Regions from separate parts of the Homo sapiens genome. Here all the other regions are linked to region 2. Evidence: chromatin contacts called from ENCODE Hi-C or POLR2A ChIA-PET data. All regions are on one chromosome and are shown on one strand. Each heading gives the region's core, a stretch centred on a gene start or an enhancer-like site at or near the end of the contact. The rest is flanking DNA. Distances are from core to core; before and after follow the strand shown.

Region 1 (3,311 bases), core at 324-2,823, 41 kb after region 2:
TGCTAAATGTCACTCATGAAATTGCATCCTAAAGCAAATAAATAAGCACACTTCTTTTGTCTAAATAGCTATGTGTAGCCTTGGAGTTCTGGCTAGGGAGTCACCCAACCCCTGGTTTTGCCCCTTGTGGCAACATCTGAGATGCTGGATACAAAGTTGGATACAAAGCAGGGTGGGGTCTGTTCTGTAAAGAGCTACAGGCAGCTGAGGGCTCAGAACGGTGGACACTGTTGGAGAGACCAGAGAGGTGAAGTGAGGAGACTCCCTTCCTTCTTTCTTTCTTTTCCAGAACCCACATTGACCAGAGACTTTGCAGCCAGCTCACCCCTCCAAATCCCCGCCCTGGAGTCCCTGACCCAGGAATTTCTGCATCAGGCTGCTCAAACCTGAATTTGACAAAATTTCAAAGCGCTGTATCTTTATGTTGATAAGACAACGGATAAAGTGCCATACTTGGAACCTAGATCACTCAATGTTGCCTGTAGCTGAGTCCACTTCTGTCACTCACCCTGCATTGCCCTGCCAGGAGCAAGGGAGAGAAAGCCAGCCAGAAGGCATGGGCATGGGCTCAAATCTGGCTTCTCCTGTGGCCACTGTGAAAGTTGATCATACAAAGGTCACTGTTGTCATAGCCAAGCAGAGTTATGAGACCACAGGAAAAAGCACTTGGACCACGTAACATTGCTCCAAGAGTATAACTGTCTCCAACCCTGGCTGCTGGAACAAGTGTTGCAACCTGAAACCGGTTTGATCTAATAGCTACAGAAACAACCTGCGGAAATCTAAGACTAGTTTCACCCACTCACCAATCAGAGCTTGCCGGATCCCCAAAACGTTGCTAGTGCTAATGAACTTGCTTTCCTAACAATCCATAACATTTCTCATTTTTATGAAACCTACAACCTTCTCTTTGCTCTTTGGACATACTGAAGACCACCCAGTCTGTGTGTATGCCCCAAACTGAAATTCTTGCTCCCCAAATAAAACATTTTAAACTTAGAGATTTGTCTGTATATTTTATTTGACTTTGACAGCACCAGGGGCTCCGGCACAAATCTCCTCCTTCAAGCCCTTTTCTACACAGTCCCGTGGGTCTACCCTGAAAGAAGCCTGATGACGGCTCAAAGACACAATGTTACTGGGAGGTAAATTCAGGATTACTTGACCGAATGGCCCACCCGAGGTCACGGAGGCTGCTGGAGGAACAGAAAATGGTCTTCACCAAGTGAAGCATTGTCGGTCTTGGCCTGTGTCTGGCTGGAGAATGTTAAAATTCTGGGGACACAACAGAAAAGGCACAGTTGTGGGGACCAGGCCAATGTCAGCGTGAGAACTGGCTCCATCCCCCTCCCATGAACCAGCTCTGCGGCCAAGGCAGGTCTGCATTTCCTGGTCTGTGACACGGAGTCAGTAACATTGCCTACTTCCCGGGGCTATTTCCAGAGAAGTGAGGGAATGGGTGTGGAACGCCTGCCATCTGCGGAGCCCCGCATGAAACGTCTCTGTCTTTCCAGCCAGCCCTGAGCCAGGGAAGGGACTGGAAGCACAGCGGGTGGCTGAGGCGGGCTTTCGGCAGCTTACCCCCAGCCTTGCCCCTCCCCGCCTGCTGAAACACAATCTATGGTTGTCGCCTTCCTGGAGATGTTAGCCGCCCCCTCCAGAGGTGGTTCCAAATCTATTTCTCATTTGGCTGATTTAGGAGAGGCTGCGAATCGGTCGCTATGGTTTCTTTATTTTCTCCTGACAGCTTAGGAATCATTTTTCCAATTATTCCCAGGGGAGGAAAAAGAAGTGGAGGAAGCCAGTGTTTGGAATGAGGGGAAGCTCACGGATCTGAAATGCAACCTCTTCTGCAGGAGACCCGGCACAGCTACCGGGACCCATCACCTCCCTGTAGGAACCCCGCCCAGCCCCCTCCAGCCAGCCCTGCGTGGTTGTGGCCCCACTGCAGAAACGCCTCCGCTTAACACTCCAGCCTCTCTTCTATTCGGTCAGGCCACAGCTGCTGACTTTGTGCCTGCTGTAGCAACCCCGAGCCCCCAAATAAACCCTCCCTCCCAGGGTGGCCTCTCTACGGGGGGAGACAGACGGTGACCAAAAGCTATCAGTTAAATGCACAAACAGGACTTAGAGGGTGGAAAGTGACAAGAAGAGAAATATGGCAGGAAAAAGGGGTGGGGGTGAAATTTTACACAGAGCCATGGGGAAGGCTGCTGAGGAGGACCTGCAGGAGTGGGGGGCTCCCAGACAGGAACTGTGGCCCACTGCACGGATATGGGCAAGTTTGGAAGGGAATGAGCCACTCCAAGCCTCAGCCTTGGCCAGCCATTCTCAGGTCCAGGCAGGAAAGATGCCAGCAGTCCCACATCAGCTGAGGTGTTCAAACACAGTGGTGTCCCCTAAGCAGGGAGACTGCAGAGGGGATTCAAGCCCTGGGCAGGGGGCTAAAGTAGGCCAATCCTGGTTCTGCAACTGTCCCTGGCCCAGCAGCTTGTTGGCTGTGTAGCGTCTCAGGCACTCCCTAAAGGTCAAGGAGTCTTGGCCGAGACTTCGGCTCACCCCAGCCCAGCTTCTGCTCCTGGCCGGGAATGGTGTTTCCTAACCACACGTCCATGGAGCAGGAAGGTACGCCTCCACCCGCTCCCATTCCTTCTCCACAGCTTGCCACAGGGCAGTGCTGGGTTTAGTTCCTCTCCTTATTTAGAGCTGGGGCGTATCAGGTGTGCAGCTGGACAGGTACCAGCCAAGGCAGAGAATGCAAGTCAGCCACGGGTGGCATGTCGGGAAGCACCAGAAGGTGCCAACTTTGGCATCCAGGGCCTTCCTGGACCTGCTGAAATTTGGTCTAAATGTGCTCTTGTACCCGTGTGGAAGGGCTCAGTGCAGCCTGGGTCTGGGATTTCAGGGAGCAGAGTATGATTCTGGATGGGTGATTTAGCCGCAAGTGAGAGTTTTTACTGAGCCCAGCAATGGGCAGAGCATGGTTCTGGGGGTGGCTGGCTTGGGGGCGACACAGACAGGTAAACCAGTTGTCCGTGTGAGTGGAGGGGGCAGAAGTTGATAAGAGCAGGGAGTGACGGGCAGGGGGGTCTGGGAGCTCATTTCTCATAATTAGGTGTTTTCATGGTAGCTTTGTGCTGCCGCCGACAGAACCCCTTGTTGGGATGAACTTGTAGTGGGATGATATTTTAATCTCCCATATTCTGTTAGTTTGCCAGAGCTGCCCTAACAAAGTACCACAAACTAGGTGGCTTGAAACAATAGAAATTCACTGCCTTGCAGTTCTGCAAGCCAAAAGTCTCTGATCAAGG
Region 2 (3,372 bases), core at 67-2,566:
AGTGAGGAGTCCAAAAGGGACAAGAGGCTTCAAAAAGAGGACAAGCCCCCAGTGGACTCCACTCAAGCTGGGCTCCGAGAGGCTTAGGAGGCTTCCAGGTTCCACTGGCAGTGGGTATGAAAATCCCTTTGCTACAAGTATTCTGAAGCCATGCCTGAATTTCTCCCATTCATTCACTCATTCATTCACTCTTCATTCATTCATTCATTCATTCATTCATTCATTCATTCATGCCTGCCTGCTCATCTATGCTTGAGTGGAACAGGCCCAGCTGATGTCCTGTGTGTACCCGGCACAGCTGCCACAGCTCCCAGCCCATCCACTCTGCCAGCCCACCTGGCCCCACAGGGCCAGGCCTGCAGGTGTCCTCTCCCAGGCAGGGGGCAGAGGAGGCAGCTCACTTCAAAGGGCCCCTGGCTTTGCCTGGGTCACAGTCTGGAGCTCCCCACTAAGAGCCGAGAAGCGTGGCCCTACAGAGGGTCCCAAAGCCTGAGGAAGGGAAGATAGGGAACTGCCCAGAATTGGGTAGCACTACTTCCCCATTTTACAGACGAGGAAACTACAACTTAGAGAGAAGAGGTTTCTGGCCCAAAGTCACACAAAGTCAAAATTGGACCCTGGTCAACATGGAAGGGGAGGGAGTGGAAAAGAGATGGCAGGGGAATGGAAGGGAAGGAAGAGAAAAGAAGTCTCTGGAATCGGCATGGGAAATGAAGAGACTCCCCCAAGGCCCTGTCCTCATTTACCCTCTGCGCCTGGCCCTTCCCTGCCCTGCCGGCTGGATGTCCAGGGACCCACCCAGCCCGACCTGCTCTCTGCCGCGCTGCTCACACTCGGCTGCTGTGCGCTCCTGCCCTCTGGTGGCAAGATCTGGAAGCGCGTTGTCACTGCATCCCAGCACCTCTAGAGGGGAAACTAGGAGCAAGTCAGTTCACCACCCACTGTGTGCAAGACACTGAGCTGGAGACCTAGGGAGGAGGGAACACAGCCCCGTTTCTGAGAGTGCAAAGTTTAGGGGACAAGACAGACAGGCAAACAGACCACGGCAACACAATGAGATAGGGACTTGGCTGGGGGAAGCTCAGGTTGTTTTAAACCTAAAACAAGCAGCCCCCAAATCTATGAGGAAGAGCCTGCCTAGCAGAAGGTCCCACCATGCCCAGGAACATTTGGGCAGCACCTGCTCTGAGGGCTCTGGGCTGCCTGGCTGGGGTGGGACAGACCCAGAGTCCTTTCTGATCTGTCTGCAGCGAGAGCCCTGGAGCCAGAGGGGACCCGAGGAGGTTTGCAGGCTGTGGTCTGGGCAGGAAGGAAGGGCTGAGGTCCCCACCCTTCTTCTCCCTTTCTTAACCTAGTGCAGACCCAGCTGAAGCCAGCCTCACAGGGTTAACAAGAACTGCGGACAGTCATATAGCTATAATTAAGCATTCATCAGGCTGTACTTTGACCCACTTCCTTGTAACCAAAAGTCACGTAGCCCTAGGTACGGACAGTTCACATCCCCATGGTTCCTATTGATAGGATCTCTGACCTTAGAATCATAGGAATTTTGTTTAAGAATTGCTTAAGCAGATCCTGAATTCCATCAGAACAGCTGATGCCAACCAGCTCGAAGACCCCCACAGAGGAACGGAATCCGCGTGACAGTGAGGTTTCTTCATCTCCTTGTCCCGTGACTGCACTCTTCGACCAATCAAGGACCTCCACACTTTGACCCACTTCAAAACCCTTAAAAATTCGAGCCCCGAACTCCCTGGGGAGATGATGGATTGGGGGTTTCCTCCCATCTCCTCACTTGGTGGCCCTGCATTGATTAGACCTCTCTCTCTGCTGCAATGCGGCATCTTGCATATTGACTTCCTGCACGGGTCAGGCCATGAACCTATTACGGTTCCAGAGCTTCAGGCTGGAGAGGCAGAGTGACAAGAGGGTTCAGTAGAAGGCTGGGAGCCAGACTGCCTGGGGTCTTAACAGCAATTGCGTCCTCTGGGCTTCAGTTTTCTCTTGTGTGAAAAGGTAATAAGAACAGTGCCCACCTCTGAGGGTCGCCCTGAGGGTTAAACACACTGATACAGAGAAAGTGGGCAGAATGGTGTTTGGCCCATGGTCAGGGCTGATCATATCTGCTCTTGCCAATAATGCCAACTCACCAGCATCCAGCCCTCCTTTCTTTGGAAGAGTTTCCCATCTCACTCTCATGGCAGATAGTACCACCCAGAGTAGGTGCAGAGGCCCAGAGAGAGGAGGTGTCTCACGTGAGGTCACTGGGCGAGCAGCAACTGTGTTGAGCCTGGCACCCAGGCCTCTGGGCCTAGAGGTTGCAGCCTGGATTCCCAGCCCCCTTGTGTACCTTCTGGGCATCCCTGACTTCCGAGTCCCTGAACTGCCCTCCTCAGTGAGGAGTCTACTTTGCTACTTATTAACAGACTCTCTCACAGGACTGCTGGGCAGGTGCAGCCAGTTTCAGAGTCGCAGCATCCATAGCATTTGCTGAAGCATTGGCTACAGGCAACACCTGTATTGCATTTGTCTTCCTGGAAGATAATGAGCTCTAAAGCTTCACTGTGAAAAGTGTGGTCCCTGAGCCAGCAGCATTGGCCTCACCTGGGAGCTGGTTAGAACTGCACAATCATAGGCCCCTCCCAGACCTACAGAACTGGAATCTGCAGTTTAATGAGAGCCCCAGGCAGTATGTGTGCACCTTACCGATTGCCAGGGAAGGGTGTCTTAAGCAAATGGACTAAAGTGGGAGAATGAACTGTAGATGTGTCCACCGAGCCTGCCCTGGGCAGCACATGTGCCGGCACCCGTGCCAGGGTCTGGGAATTCTTGGGGGAGTCGGCCGAGGTCAGCGCCTTCAGGGAGTCCCCAGCTCCTGCTGTTAGCAGGTCTTCACGCGACCGCACATGCTGGCCAGACAGTGCTGGGAGGGAAGGAATAAAGGCCACGGGGGCCTGTCTGCTCGGAAGAGTCAGAATCTGGGCTGAAACTTGAGGGAAGAACCGGATAGGCCAGGCAGACGTGGGGGAGGGCCTTCCAGAAAGGGGACTCCCTGTACCAATTCCTGAGCTGGGTGTTTTCAGAGAAATGGGTACTTTGCAGACCTTACCCTAATACTTCCAGGTGCTGAGGCAAGAGTAGAATTGGAGGCCCACCTACTCTAAGTCTAAATATCTGCAAGTCATATAGCTGACAAACTATTAAATAAAATGTGTTCCAGCCTCTTATAAATATGCCTTCACAAGGATCTGGAAGGCCAGCTTTAAATTTAGTATTTTTGGACTCCTGGGAGTTCGGCACTACAACACAATGGTGTGGGGTGGGCCAGCCCCACCTGCCCCCTTCTGCTCTGTACCCTAAGTATGCACACAT
Region 3 (3,444 bases), core at 826-3,325, 60 kb after region 2:
CTCATGGTTCTGCAGACTGTACAACAAGCATGGTGCCAGCATCTGCCTCTGGTGAGGGCTTCAGGCTGCTTCCACTCATGGCAGAAGGCAAAGGGAAGCCGGTATGTGTAAGAATCACATGGGGAGAGGGAAAGCCAGAGAGAGGAGGAGGAGGTTCCAGGCTCTTTAAACAACCAGCCTTTGAGGGAACTAATAGACCAAGAACCTACTCATTATAACAAGGACAAGGACAGTACCAAGACCTTCATGAGGGATTTGTCCCCATGACCCAAACACCTCCCATAGGCCCCCACCTCCAGTATCGGGGATCAAATTTCAACATGAGGTTTCGGGAGACAAATATCCAAACCACAGTAGCATTACAGCCAGAATTCCAAGTGTGGCTGACTCCAGCCGGTGTATCTGTTGTTGTTCACACGTTACACCCATGAGTCGTCATCCATGCCACCTACTACCAGTGGACAATGACCTCGTGGTGCATGTACCCTCAGTGATCCATCTGGCCACTGCAGAGACAGGTGAGCTTGAAAAGGGGCCACCATGGCCACAAATCAGAAAATGCAGGATCACAAATGGAATTGTGGGATACAATTCTTTGGCATAGAAAGGGCCAGGCAAAATTATGACACAGTGCATTAATAATTAATTAGTGCTTAATCAGGAGCTCTACATAGCAGTTCATTACCCAAGGACACTCCCCATTATAACTGTAGCAAATGGGTCTGGGCAGGCAGCCCTGCCAGCCTCTTTTGAGGCTCACCAGTGACTTTGAGGCTCCCCTTCCAGGGCTGAGGTCACTAACCTCCCCTAGACCTGGCGACCAGTAGCTGGTGTAAGAGGTCCCCAAGAACAGGGGTGATCTGACTCACCCTGGAGAAATTTAAGACACGCTGGGAAGGCAGAGCCCTTGCTTAAAAATAACTCCTCAGATTTCTGCAGTGGCGGTACCATAGCCAATGAGGTTTGCCTGAGACATGATTATTGCTAATTGAAAACTTTTCCCTATAGCTTGTCATGACAACTTGAAATATAATTGGCATCGAGAATTTTTGAGACTCTCTACAGAGGCTGAACAACCAAAAAAACATAAAAATTTAACTCCTCCTCAGCTTCACTTTGGCACAATGCCAGAAGGACCTCTATTAAGTTGTGCACATTTGTGCAGCCCCCCACCCCCCAACTTCAAATACAAATGCCCATCAGGGAGCTAAAACCTTCTGCATTCGTTGGTTGGAGGAGTCCCCACTAGGGTATGAGTGTTGAGGGTGTAGGGGCAGGAACCACATGTGAGTCGTTGTTGTATTTGCCACACTATGTGACAGGTGGGTGGATGGATAGATGGGTGGATGGGTGGGTGGGTGGGTGGGTGGGTGGGTGGATGGGTGAATAGATGGGTGGATGGGTGGGTGGATGGGTGGATGGATGGGTGGATGGATGGGTGGATGGGTGGGTGAATGGATGGGTGGGTGGGTGGGTAGATGGATGGATGGATGGGTGGGTGGATGGATGGGTGGGTGGGTGGGTGGATGGATGAGTGGATGGATGGTAGGATGGATGGATGGGTGGGTGGATGGATGGGTGGGTGGATGGGTAGATGGATGGATGGATGGATGGATGGGTGGGTGGGTGGGTGGATGGATGAGTGGATGAATGGATGGATGGGTGGGTGGGTTGATGGAGAGACAGGAGTGAAAAATACACAACAGAGGGAGAGGAAAATCACAGTCTATCCTTGCTTGTTTCCAGCAAAGAAGAACGTAGCTCCTGACTGGCTGCCACATATGTGTCTGAGCAGCGAGTTCCAGGGACCTTCTCAGTGATGCCGATGGCCTCTCCAGGCAAATAGCGCAGGCCTGGCCGGTATCCAGAAGGAACTCCAGGCTGCCTCTCCTTCCCGGACGCACACCCTCCCCTGGGGAAAGACCCCAGACAGAGCCCGCGGGGCCTACAAATAGCAGAGTCCCTGGCTCTGAGCACAGGCAACGGAGAGGGGACGGGAAACGGGACTCGGGCGCCAAGTCACTCCCCTGCCTCGCCCTGGCGGAAGGGCAGGCGTCACACCTCTAGGAGGAAGGCAGATGTGAGAGGGCTGAGCCCTTCCGGGGGCTCAGAGGATCAAAGGCACTGACATCCTAAGAGAATTGGAAACCAGAAACAGGGCCGGGCGCGGTAGCGCACGCCTGTAATCCCAGCACTTTGGGAGGCCGAGGCGGGCGGATCACGACAGAGCGAGACTCCGTATCAAAAAAAAAAAAAAGAAAAAACAAAATAGAAACCGGAAACAGGATGAGCTGGGTCTGCAGAAGCGGCGTGTGGGACCCATTCCCCGCAAGGGCTTTGTGGATAGGAACCCAGCACAGACTTCCCTCTTATCAACAGGACCGAGGCATGAGAACACGAGGGTCAGCCTGGGCTCCCTGACCGCAGTCTCCTCAGAAGGGAGTCTGGACAGCGAGTCTTGCCTCTGCTGCTCCTCTGGGGCCTCCTGATGCCTGGCAGGGAGAGGAGCCACCGTGTGAGGGTTTCTGAAATTAAACTGTTCTCAGAGTCGCAGCTGTCAGGAAGGGACAGCAAGAGCCAGCTGACAGGAGCCTGAATCTTTCCAACGCAATCCATCTAGGATGGGAAAAGAAAGACCAATTTCCAGCCTTGCCAGACTCCTAGGGATGGGCTGAGCATGCAGACTCTGTCACTCACCAGCCGCTGACCTTGGCCAAGCACCTCATTGTCTCTGAGTCTTGGTTTCCTTATTCATAAAACGATAAAAGTCCTGATCTCACAAGGCTGATGTGGGAGCCAGAAATAGCGATGCTGTGTGACAGGCCCGCAACCCTTCCAGTTCCTCTCCCTCACCAGCAAGCCAGAGGCCTGTTTTATTCAGGGTTTCTGGCAGCCACATGCTTCAGGAGAAGCAGGACTCCCTGGGAGCCTAGCACAGTGTCTTGATTGGTCTAAGCCAGTCACGGTGACCCAGTGATTAGTTTATGAACGGGCGTGTAACTTCATTCTGACTAACAAGACACGAGAGGAAGTGTCTGGATGAATTTGGGGAAAGTTTCCCTTACTCTTAAAAAAAGAGCTATAAAGAAGGGGCTTTCTCTCTTTCTGACCTTTGGGTGTGGTTGGGTGAGAACATGATACTTAGAACTGCTGCAGCCATATTGTGACATAAAGGGATAATACCCAACATAAAAGCCAAGAGGCTAACGATGGCAGAGTGTCGAGATGAAAAGAAGCCAAGTCCTTGGTGACAGCCTTGAGCGGTTGAATTAATTTCCCTTGGGATGTCCCCAACTTGAGACATCTCATTAAGTGAGAGAATGCTGTCCCAAGGTCAGAGACACGGGACAGTGGGGGTCAGGGGCAAAGGCTCTAGAGCTTGACTGCCCAATCCACCACCACTACTACTGAGGACTTTTGGCTTGTTTATTTTCTCTCTCTTCT

The links. Hi-C counts contacts between places; a loop is a spot of excess contacts on that map. ChIA-PET counts read pairs that join two places held with the same protein, here RNA polymerase II (POLR2A). Pooled maps may share reads with other maps.
Region 1: a pooled map shows a loop between it and region 2 (2.1-fold over the local background). The contact joins two enhancer-like sites. A Hi-C loop is called at or near these places in 5 of 168 maps with a recorded cell type or tissue (CD14-positive monocyte, CD4-positive, alpha-beta memory T cell, PC-3 and 2 more), 1 of 37 single-sample maps with no recorded cell type and 15 of 50 pooled maps. POLR2A ChIA-PET finds 5 or more read pairs at or near these places in 8 of 52 experiments (CD4-positive, alpha-beta T cell, CD4-positive, alpha-beta memory T cell, GM10248 and 4 more).
Region 3: a map of CD14-positive monocyte shows a loop between it and region 2 (2.8-fold over the local background). The contact joins two enhancer-like sites. A Hi-C loop is called at or near these places in 4 of 168 maps with a recorded cell type or tissue (CD14-positive monocyte, CD4-positive, alpha-beta memory T cell and naive thymus-derived CD4-positive, alpha-beta T cell) and 14 of 50 pooled maps. POLR2A ChIA-PET finds 5 or more read pairs at or near these places in 5 of 52 experiments (CD4-positive, alpha-beta memory T cell, GM10248, activated CD4-positive, alpha-beta memory T cell and 1 more).

Annotation. Positions count from the first base shown.
Region 1 is chr2:9,756,278-9,759,588 of GRCh38, reverse strand. It overlaps LOC100996549 (a long non-coding RNA gene), which reads left to right. Exons shown (of 3, transcript XR_241267.4): 3 at 290-999. Among named protein-coding and RNA genes, the nearest start is that of TAF1B, 86 kb to the left of the region's middle. RefSeq lists enhancers at 1,829-2,351, 2,352-2,874. Within about 2 kb of position 1,573, at least 10 of the 41 ENCODE cell types and tissues checked have a DNase peak (open chromatin) inside an H3K27ac peak, as active enhancers do.
Region 2 is chr2:9,797,340-9,800,711 of GRCh38, reverse strand. No RefSeq gene overlaps it. Among named protein-coding and RNA genes, the nearest start is that of TAF1B, 44 kb to the left of the region's middle. RefSeq lists enhancers at 1-60, 61-896. Within about 2 kb of position 1,316, at least 13 of the 41 ENCODE cell types and tissues checked have a DNase peak (open chromatin) inside an H3K27ac peak, as active enhancers do; they include CD14-positive monocyte, where a contact is called at or near this core.
Region 3 is chr2:9,738,267-9,741,710 of GRCh38, reverse strand. It overlaps the pseudogene RNU4-73P. Among named protein-coding and RNA genes, the nearest start is that of TAF1B, 100 kb to the left of the region's middle. RefSeq lists an enhancer at 3,126-3,225. Within about 2 kb of position 2,075, at least 22 of the 41 ENCODE cell types and tissues checked have a DNase peak (open chromatin) inside an H3K27ac peak, as active enhancers do; they include CD14-positive monocyte, where a contact is called at or near this core.